2 separate regions of the Homo sapiens genome follow, and region 2 is linked to region 1. Evidence: chromatin loops called from intact Hi-C (ENCODE). Cell type or tissue: lower leg skin. All regions are shown on one strand. Links, peaks and the distances in the headings refer to the core of each region. The heading gives the core; the rest is flanking DNA.

Region 1 (5,374 bases), core at 263-5,262:
TTGCTCTTGTAAAACAGTAATAGATTTAGCTTTTATTTTTTAATGATAAGAACATTAAATGTCTTCTAAGTCAGAATCAGAGTATATCTTTGTTAACTGAGCTCACCAAGACAAAGTGATAATAACACAAAACTGTGGTTTTTGGTAGTCTAATCAATTTAGAATGTTTTATTGTCATGTTAGTTGATTTTCTGTCTTTATTTGTATTTTTTCTTATCCTGGTTATAGAGACTTTTAAAATCTATGATTTAAATAAGTTGTGTTTTTCCCCCCTAGGTTCTTTTGAAGTAACCAGTGATCTTTTTTGCTTACCCTCATCAACAGAATGGATGAAGATAGATTTGACTGTGTGCTTTTTCAAGTGGAGAATATGAATATACAGAACAAGAAAGCAATAACTCCAACCTGTTTGATTCCGTCTGTTTTCTAAATAAAGACACTATGCGCTGGAAATAACATAGCATGCCGTGTGACTTGTTCTTTATATCAGTTCACTTTGGTCCAGATATCTAGACTTGATTTCTAGCTCCACATGTCATTCCCTTTTTTTCTACTCTTCGCCTTTTGCTCTTGAGTCCTTTGGTTCTTAACAGACTGATTTCTATGATACCTTCTAAAATGATTACTCCTCTTTTGGCACATAGGTGAGCACTATTCAATGGATTTTCCCCTGTCCTTTTTAATCACACTTTTATCTGTCCATGCTGAATAGTTGTTGCTGTACTTTTTAATCTCTGAAGAAATGCAAACTTTTTAAAAATTTCACCCTGAACATCATAGAGTGTACTTACACCTATATGGTACAGCCTACTATACACCTGGGCTATGTGGTATAGCTTACTGCTTGTAAGCTACTATCCTGTAGAGCATGTGAATACTGTAGACAATTGCAACGCAATGGCAACTATCTTATTAAAATTTAATGGCCGGACACGGTAGCTCATGCCTGCAATCCCAACACTTTGGGAGGCTGAGGCGGGCAGATCATTTGAGGTCAGGAGTTCAAGACCAGCCTGGCCTGGAAACCCTGTCTCTACTAAGAATACAAAAAATTAGTGGGGCATGGTAGCGGGCACCTGTAATTCCAGCTACTTGGGAAGCTGAGGCAGAATCCCTTGAGCCCGGGAGGCAGAGGTTGCAGTGAGCCAAGAACACACCACTGCACTCCAGCCTGGGCGACAGAGTGAGACTCCGTCACCAAAAAAAAAAAAAAAAAAAGCATGATGCTGGGCATGGTGGCCTACGCCTGTAATCCAGCACTTTGGGAGGCCCAGGTGAGCAGATTGCTTGAGGTCAAAGAGTTCGAGACCAGCCTGACCAACATGGTGAAACCCTATCTATCTCTACTAAAAATTATATATATAAAAATCAGCCAGGCATGGTGGCGCATAATCTCAGCTACTCAGGAGGCTGAGGCAGGAGAATCGCTTGAAAAGCCTTAGCTGGGCATGGTGCCTCACGCCTGTGATGCCAACACTGGTAGGTTGAGGTGGGCGGCTCACTTGAGCCCAGGAGTTCAAGACCAGCCTGGGCAACATGGTAAAATCCGGTGTCTACAAAAAAATGAGCCCAGCGTGGTGGTGCACACTTGTCCCAGCTACTCAGGAGGCTGAGGTGGCAGGATCACCTGAGCCCAGGAGATCGAGGCTGCAGTGAGCCATGATCATGCCATTGCACTGCAGCCTGGGTAACAGAGTAAGACCCTGTCTCAAAAAAAAACACTTTGATTATCATCATTTAACAAGTTTATTGTTAAAGCATGCATGGTAGTGTCACCTTGGATCCTCCAAAAGGCAGACACCAAGGTGGAGTCAGATACACTAGAGCTGTACTGAGGGAAATGCCTGTGAGGGATACAAGGGAGAGGGATCAGTAGGCAGGGAAGGCCTTCAGAATGCAATGTGCATGTGACAGAAGAGAGAGAAGAGAACTCAAACCTCAGCTGCTCTGAGAGTCTCCCAGCCTGATGAGGAATCTCAGAGCAGATTACCTATTAAGAGCAGTCCCAGATTGGGCAGAGATGGCCTGACTACTAGTCCAGAGCAGCCTGGGGAGAACACATGGTTTTCATGTGAGTGCTGTAACAGATCAGGAGGACTAGCAGCTGGTGGCTGTCAGATTTGTTACTTGCATCCAGTTTTCTTGAGAACTGAGTGGCACAATTCCACTCCTTAACACTGCACAGATCCACTTTACACCTTTGGGTAGCCCCTCCACAGTTCCATGAGCTTCTGATATAAACTCCACATCACATTGCATCTTTTCCTGCCACTGATACCCTCTTATACTATAAAGTTTATCAGATCATGTGGTCCAGTTTGTAGGGCTGCTTGCATCATAGCCTGAATCTTAATTTTCAACAGCCCTTTCTTGCTCCAAGGCCCTACTCAAGCCTAACATTTTTTTCATGTCATTTACTATATGGGTTGGAGTAGTGTTTCTAGGTGGAATGTCTTGCTTTCTGAATCTAGAGAACCCCAGAGTTACAGTGCTTGCTTCCTTGTAGCAGGTGATGCAAAATGTAGTGTGTCTTTTTACTTTGTAGAGTATTCCAGCATGCCCATGTCCCCTGGTCTCCTAGAACCCTTAAAGGAATGGCAGATCCTGGCCGGGAGCATTGGCTCACCCGGTGGCTCTGGGATTACAAAGCCTGTAATCCCAGCACTTTGGGAGGCCGAGGCGGGTGGATCATGAGGTCAGGAGTTTGAGACCAGCCTGGCCAAGATGGTGAAACCCTGTCTCTACTAAAAATACAAAAATTAGCCAGGCGTGGTGGCGCGCACCTGTAGTCCCAGCTACTTGGGAGGCTGAGGCAGGAGAATTGCTTGAACCCAGGAGGCGGAGGTTGCAGTGAGCCGAGATCGTACCATTGCACTCCAGCCTGGGCGACAAGAGCAAAACTCCATCTTAAAATAAAAAAAAAAAAAAAGGAATTGCAGATCCCCAAATCTATGTAGAGTTTCTCTCTCACCTGGGACACATAGCAAGGCTTCCGGTGTGCTAGCTACCTTACATTCATTTTGCTTATTTAGCATGATGTCATTGATGTAATGTTCTATGGAATGCCCAGATGGCCCACGTATTAGGCCATTCTTGCATTGCTATAAAGAAATACCTGAGACTGGTTAATTTACAAGAAAAGAATTGGCTCATGTTCCTACAGGAAGCATAGCAGCATCTTCCTTCCTGAGGGGAGGCCTCAGGAAGCTTGCATTTCATGGCGGAAGCCAAAGACAGAGCAGGTACATCACATGGTGAAAGCAGGAGCCAATGGGGGAAGATGCCACACACATGACCAGATCTCCAGAGAACTCACTGTCATGAAGACAGCAGCAAGCTACGCAGGATCTGCGCCTACGGCCCAAACACCTCCCACGAGGCCCCACCTTTAGCATTGGGGATTACAGTTCAACATGAGATTTGGGCAGAGACAAATATGCAAACTATATCATTCCATCCCAGCCCCTCCCAAATCTCGTCCTCACATTACGAAGTACAATTACGCCTTCCCAACAGTCCCCGCAAAGTCTTAACTCATTCCAGCATTCATTCAAAAGTTCCAAGTTTCAAATCCAAATTCTTATGTGGAAATGAGTTCCTTCTACCTATGAGCCTGTAAAATCAAAACAAGTTATTTACTTTGAAGATACAATGGGGGTTTGGGTATTGGCTAAACATTTTTGTTCCAAGTGGGACAAATAGGCCAAAAGAAGGGTTACAGAGCCCATCCAAGTTCAAAACCTAGCAGGGCAGTCATTAAATCTTAGACTCCATATTCCATATCCAGGGCACACTGCTGGCAGGGATGGACTCCCAAGGCCTTGGGCAGTTCTGCCCCTGTGTCTTTGCAGGGTTCACCCCTCTCAGGTGCTCTCACAGGTTGTTGAGTGCCTGTGGCCTTTTCAGGCTCAGGGTGCAAGCTGCAGGTGCATCTACCATTCTTGGGTCTGGAGGATGGTGGCCCTCTTCTCACAGCTCCACAAGGCAATGCCCCAGAAGGGACTCCATGTGGGGCCTCCAATCCCACATTTCCCCTCCGCACTACCCTAGTAGAGGTTCTTTATGTGGGCTCCACTGCTGCAGCAGGTTTCTGCCTGAACACCCAGGCTTTTCCATACATCCTCTGAAATCTAGGCAGAGGCTGCCAAGAACCCACCACTCTTGCACTCTTTGTACTTGCAGGCTTAACACCATGTGGAAGCCATTTACAACTTGTATTATCCAAAGTGGTAGCTTAAGCTGTACTTCGGCCCCTTTGAACCCTGGCTGGAGCTGGAGCTTCCGAGAGGTAGGGAGCAGTGTCCCAAGGCTGTGCAGGGCAGTGGAGCTCTGGGCCTGGCCCATGAAATCATTCTCCCCTCCTAGGTCTCAGGGCCTGCAATAGAAGGGGCTGCTGCATAGGTCTCTGAAATGTATTCAAGGCCTTTTTTCATTGTCTTGACTGTTAGTGAGAGGTGACAGCATGTTGGTGGTCCTCACAGCCCTCGCTCCCTCTTGGCGCCTCCTCTGCCTGGGCTCCCAATTTGGTGGCACTTGAGGAGCCCTTCAACCCACCGCTGCACTGTGGGAGCCCCTTTCTGGGCCGGCCAAGGCCAGAGCCGGCTCCCTCAGCTTGCAGGGAGGTGTGGAGGGAGAGGCGCGAGCGGGAACCGGGGCTACGCGCGGCGCTTGTGGGCCAGCTGGAGTTCCGGGCGGGCGTGGGCTTGGCGGGCCCTGCACTCGGAGCAGCCGGCCGGCCCTGCGGGCCCTGGGCAATGAGGGGCTTAGCACCTGGGCCAGCAGCTGCGGAGGGTGTACTAGGTCCCCCAGCAGTGCCAGCCCTCTGGCACTGTGCTCGATTTCTCGCTGGGCCTTAGCTGCCTTCCCGTGGGGCAGGGCTCCGGACCTGCAGCCCGCCACGCCTGAGCCTCCCACCCCCTCCATGGGCTCCTGTGCAGCCCGAGTCTCCTCGACGAGGGCCACCCCCTGCTCCACGGCACCCAGTCCCATCGACCACCCAAGGGCTGAGGAGTGCGGGCGCACGCAGGGGACTGGCAGGCAGCTCCACCTGCAGCCCCGGTGCGGGATTCACCGGGTGAAGCCAGCTGGGCTCCTGAATCTGGTGGGGCTTTGGAGAACCTTTACAATCCCTGAGCTAGACATAAATACACCAATCGGCACTCTGTATCTAGCTCAAGGTTTGTAAACACACCAGTCAGCACCCTGTGTCTAGCTCAGGGTTTGTGAGTGCACCAATTGACACTCTGTATCTAGCTGCTCTGGTGGGGCCGTGAAGAACCTTTATGTCTAGCTCAGGGATTGTAAATACACCAATCGGCACTCTGTATCTAGCTCAAGGTTTGTAAACACACCAATCAGCACCCTGTGTCTAGCT
Region 2 (5,374 bases), core at 200-5,199, 75 kb after region 1:
TGATACAGGGAATTCCAGCCCCTCAAGTGTCCCATATCCTTGAACGGCATGGGGGTGTTTTCTGAAGTTGTCGCTGTGATCTAAAACCACATTTGGCTTCCCAGGGTACCAGAAGGAGCTGATGTACAAACACAGCAATGGCTCATACAGTGCCTTTGGGGAGCGAGATGGAAATGGAAACACATGGTAATATCACCCAATTCCCAATGAGTTCTGTACTCCAGAGCATAATTCCTGAGCCCTCTGGAACTATTCCACTACCTCTCCCCTTAACCCCTTTCCTTCTTGCACTCAGTCTTCTACCTCTTTAATACTGTTTATTTCACCCTCATGGATGGTCAAGTCCCTCGATCTTCCTGAGCTTGTGCCTCCCCTGTTCTTGTCCTCATTGGTGCCCATTAATGCCTCTCTTTTCTAGGCCTGCTATGGCATATGTTCCCTCAGCTCCCCTTCTGGAAGTATACACCCAAATAAATGAAGAAATGATTGCACCCTCACCTGGAAATTCCTCTTCATGCCATATTTTCCTCTTTACCCATGTAGGCTGACAGCGTTTGTCACAAAATGCTTTGGCCAAGCTCAGAAATTCATCTTCATTGATCCCAAGAACATCCAGGATGCTCTCAAGTGGATGGCAGGAAACCAGCTCCCCAGTGGCTGCTATGCCAACGTGGGAAATCTCCTTCACACAGCTATGAAGGTGCGGATCTGTCCAGGAGCCTGCAGCCAACCACTGTCTCGAAGGACCCCACACCTCTGACCGAGTAGAAGCAAAAGAGCACTGGCCTGGGAATCAGTTTTCTCCTGATCTCCACTGTGGCTCTGGGTGACCGTGATCAAAATGCTTAGCTGGTCTGGGCCTCAGTTTTCATGTCTGTAGAATGAGAATACAGATGAAGCCTGGGTGCAGTGGCTCATGCCTGTAATCCCAGCACTTTGGGAGGCCGAGGCGGGCAGATCGTTTGGGCCCAGGAGTTTGAGACCACCCTGGGCAACATGGTGAAACCCCATCTCTACAAAAAAAATATGAAAAATTAATCAGGCTTGTTAGTGCATGCCTGTAGTCCCAGCTACTTGGGTGGTTGAGGTTGGAGGATCACTTGAACCCAGGAGGTCAAGCCTGCAGTGAGCCGTGATTGCACCACTGCACCCCAACCTGGGTGACCGAGTGAGACCCTGCCTCAAAAAGAAAAAGAGAATGTGGACTGGAACATGGTTCTCAAAGCATAGTTCCCAGATCAGGAGCATTGGCATCACATGGGAACTTGTTGGAAACGCAGATTCTGACTCCCAGCCCACACCTACTGAATGAGAAACTCTGGGAGGGTGGGCCAGAAATTTGTGTTTTGACAAGCCCTCCTGATTATTCTGATACACACTGAAATTTGATACTACTGGACTAAAAGATCTCTGGGCCTCTTACTGTGTCACCAAATCCATCTGGGAAAGCCATTTCCTGTGGTGAGGACTAGTAGGCAGCCCAACGTCTTTTGTAAGAAGTTTACTCTATTGGGCACTATTCTAGGCACGTGGTTTATTTGATATTATTTCATGTTTACAACAAATCAATGAGCTAGGTATTGGTATGCCATTATTAATCCCATTTTACAGATGAAGAAACTAAGCCATGGAGACTAAGTAAATTGCCCAAGGTGCATGCTAATAAGTGGCAGGACTGAGATTTGAACCAGGCAGTTGCACTCCAGAGGCACTGCTTTCTTCTGTTCACTACCTTGTCTGTACCTGTCCCAAGCAGAGGGCGAGGCGTAGATCCTGCAGGATAACTTGTTCAATTCAGGACACACTCAGTGCAAGAAAGACTTGTATAAACTTTTCTAGAGAGATCACTTACATTGCTATTCCAGGGCAAGGATTAAAAATCTTGAGTGTTAAAAAAAAAATCTATTTATAGGATTCATTAGTCTTCCTCTGCAGGATCTTATTAGTCTCCCCTAAGTTTTTGTCTTCTTCTTCTCTTATACACTGTATGAAATATGCGTGGGGGCCAGGCGCAGTGGCTCATGCTTGTAATCCCAGCATTCTGGGAGGCTGAGGCGAGTGGATCATGAGGTCAGGAATTAGAGACCAGTCTGAAACCCTGTCTCTACTAAGATAAAGGACTTGACTAGAGCAAGATCTCAGAGGTATTCTTCCTTCTTTCCCTTTTTTTTCTTTTCTTTTTTTCTTGAGACAAGAGTCTTACTCTGTTGTACAGGCTGGAGTGTAGTTGCGCAATCCCAGCTCACTGCAACCTCTACCTCCTGGGTTCAAGTGATCTCAGCCTCCTGAGCAGCTGGGACTACAGGCATGTGCCACCATGCCTGGCTACTTTTTGTATTTTTAGTAGAGATGGGGTTTCACCATGTTTGGCCAGGCTGGTCTTGAACTCCTGGCCTCAAGTGATCCACCCGCCTTGACCTCCCAAAGTGCTGGGATTACAAGCGTGACCTATGCGTGCCCAGCCTCTTCCTACTTTCTTTTGAGAGCAGGCCAGTCCATTGAGAAATCCATCCTCTGTGTAGCCAAGGTTAGTGGTGTGGCACATGAGCTCCAGAGTTAAATGTCCTGGGTTCAAATTCCAGTCCTGCTGCAGATGAGCCATGTAACCGTGAGCAAGCTATTTAATCTTTTTATTTATTTACTTATTCATTTTTTTGAGACAGGGTCTCACTCTGTCACCCAGGCTGAAGTGCAGTGGCACGATCATGGCTCACTGCAGCCTTGACCTCCCCGGGCTCAGATGATCCTCCTACTTTAGCTTCCTGAATAGCTGGGACCACGGATCCACGTGCCACTACACCTGGCTAATTTTTGCAGGTTTTGTAGAGTTGGGGTTTTACCGTGTTGCCCAGGCTGGCCTCAAACTCCTGAGCTCAAGCGATCCTCCCCACCGACTTGGCCTCAAGCTGGGATAATAGGCATAAACCACTGTGCGTGACCACAAGCTATTTAATCTTGTTAAGTGTTTGTTTTCTTATTTATAGAATGAGGATAATAATTTGAGTAGATATTTTTAAAAATTTGCTTAGCTCTTTCTGGGAAAGGCGATAAGCAGGGAAGGTCTCACCTAATCTCTGCTGGAGAAGGGCTGGGTATTGTGCTGCTTGAGGGGAGCTGCATGTGAGGAGGCTCAGATGCGGTGATGCGGCAGATTCTCTCCTTATTCCTCCCTTCTTTAAAGCTCTTACCCTTCCTAACTCCTTCTCTTGGGTTTCTTAAATACCCACTCAGCTGAAGTCCACATGCTGCCTCCTGCAGGCTGTTTAAGGCTGTGCAGTTATGAAGTCCAAACTGTTCCCTCTTTGTGTGTCCTGGAGGCTTGGAGCTGCAGAAAGCCTGTGGAAAAAAGAGCTTTCTTTTCTTTTTTCTTTTTAAAAATTATTCATCTATTCAGAGGGGAGGCTGTTTTGCAATCTGCACATAATTCTTGCAGCTGCTGCCTGCTGCCCTGACTCACTGCCTCCCTGTTTGCCTCTAGGGTGGTGTTGATGATGAGGTCTCCTTGACTGCGTATGTCACAGCTGCATTGCTGGAGATGGGAAAGGATGTAGATGTAAGTTCTCCTGGCTCCTGCTCTTGATACCCTCCTTCTCATGCGTATTCCTAGAGACATTCACCCATCTTTGTCTCTAGTCACCCTTTTAAGGTCAAGAAGGATAAGATGATTTCCTGATTACTTGCCATTTTTAAAGGAATGCCTTATAAGTTATAGTCTTCATCTTCACTTTTTAGGACCCAATGGTGAGTCAGGGTCTACGGTGTCTCAAGAATTCGGCCACCTCCACGACCAACCTCTACACACAGGCCCTGTTGGCTTACATTTTCTCCCTGGCTGGGGAAATGGACATCAGAAACATTCTCCTTAAACAGTTAGATCAACAGGCTATCATCTCAGGTATGTTGGTCCTGTTGAGAGTTCTTTGAAATTGTGAACATAAGCTGTGAGTTATCTATAATCTCCCTAGTAACCTCTGTCCCACACATGTACTCTAGGATTCATTTTAGTAACAGTTATTAAGTCATCAAATTATTGTTGGGAGGTTTGTGAGAAACACACGCAAGTGCTCAAAGGGCATTTTTATACTTTTTTTTCTTTTCTTTTTGAGACGGAGTCTTGCTCTGTTGCCCAGGCTGGAGTGCAGTGGCGTGATCTCGGCTCACTCCAAGTTCCGCCTCCCGGGTTCACGCCATTCTCCTGCCTCAGCCTCCCCAGTAGCTGGGACTACAGGCGCCCACCACCACGCCCGGCGAATTTTTTGTATTTTTAGTAGAGACGGGGTTTCACCGTGTTAGCCAGGATGGTCTCGATCTCCTGACCTCATGATCCACCCGCCTCGGCCTCCCAAAGTGCTGGTATTACAGGCATGAGCCACCACGCCCGAGTTTCTCTCTTCTTGCCCAAGCTGGAGTGCAATGGCGTGATCTCAGCTCACTGCAACCTCTGCCTCCCAGGATCAAGCAACTCTCCTGCCTCAGCCTCCCGAGTAGATGGGATTACAGGTGTGTGCCATCATGCACAGCTAATTTTTGTATTTTTAGTAGAGAAGGGGTTTCGCCCTGTTGACCAGGGTGGTCTCGAATTCTTGACCTCAGGTGATCCACCTGCCTCGGCCTCCCAAAGTGCTGGGATTACAGGCGTGAGCCACCATGCCTGGCCACATTTTTATACTTTTAATGTGAAGAGAAACTACATTGAAGAAGCTAGTCGGAAAATATATTGGCATTGTGGAATCACCCTTTTGGAGATCTTTGAAAGTGCTTTGATGTAGGACCACTTTAAATATTTTTTAAATTTTTTATTTTACTTTTTATTTTTTTGAGACGGTGTCTTGCTCTGTCACCCAGGCTGGAGTGCAGTGGTGCAATCTTGGCTCACTGCAACCTTTGCCTCCTGGGTTCAAGTGATTCTCCTGCCTCAGCCTCCCGAGTAGCTGGGATTACAGGTGCCCGCCACCACACTGGCTAATCTTTGTATTTTTAGTAGAGAGGGGGTTTCACCATGTTGGCCAGGCTGGTCTCAGAATCCTGACCTCAAGTGATCCGCCCCTCTTGGTCTTCCAAAGTGCTGAATTACAAGCGTGAGCCATTGCACCTGGCCTGGACCACTTTAAATATATTTAGAATACTATTTGAAGTATGACAGATCTTGTAAATAAAATTTTAATGCATTTCATTTATCTGGCTGTGTATTTAAAATTATTCTTCCAGGCAGAAGTGCAGTCTCAGCCTTCATTTATATGAGCGTCATGGCTGAGCTGTCCTCTCACAGGGGGTCAGGTAGTTTTTTCTCTTGTGTCTAAGCAACTCCAGTCATGAAATGTGTGTCCGAGACAATGGGTTAAATACACCTGTTCCACCGTGTATTGGTTTATTG

What was found. A loop is a pair of places that touch in the nucleus more often than their neighbours do. Peaks named below come from ENCODE experiments on the same cell type or tissue, not always from the same donor. Only the 100,000 strongest peaks of a DNase experiment are listed, where the experiment ranks them.
Region 2: it touches region 1 in a loop (2.3-fold over the local background); 7 of 110 quality-filtered maps call a loop at or near these places.

What each region holds. Positions count from the first base shown.
Region 1 is chr12:8,782,636-8,788,009 of GRCh38, forward strand. The region is part of intron 1 of A2ML1-AS1 (A2ML1 antisense RNA 1); the gene reads right to left. It also overlaps a transcript of RIMKLB not described here. Among named protein-coding and RNA genes, the nearest start is that of LINC02972, 2.9 kb to the right of the region's middle. RefSeq lists an enhancer at 4,970-5,374. In lower leg skin, for the core only: no CTCF peak of the experiment used is centred there; no DNase peak of the experiment used is centred there.
Region 2 is chr12:8,857,403-8,862,776 of GRCh38, forward strand. It overlaps A2ML1 (alpha-2-macroglobulin like 1), which reads left to right. Exons shown (of 36, transcript NM_144670.6): 25 at 105-186; 26 at 544-700; 27 at 3,479-3,553; 28 at 3,733-3,895. Among named protein-coding and RNA genes, the nearest start is that of A2ML1-AS1, 29 kb to the left of the region's middle. In lower leg skin, for the core only: no CTCF peak of the experiment used is centred there; DNase peaks (open chromatin) are centred at 2,799 and 3,219.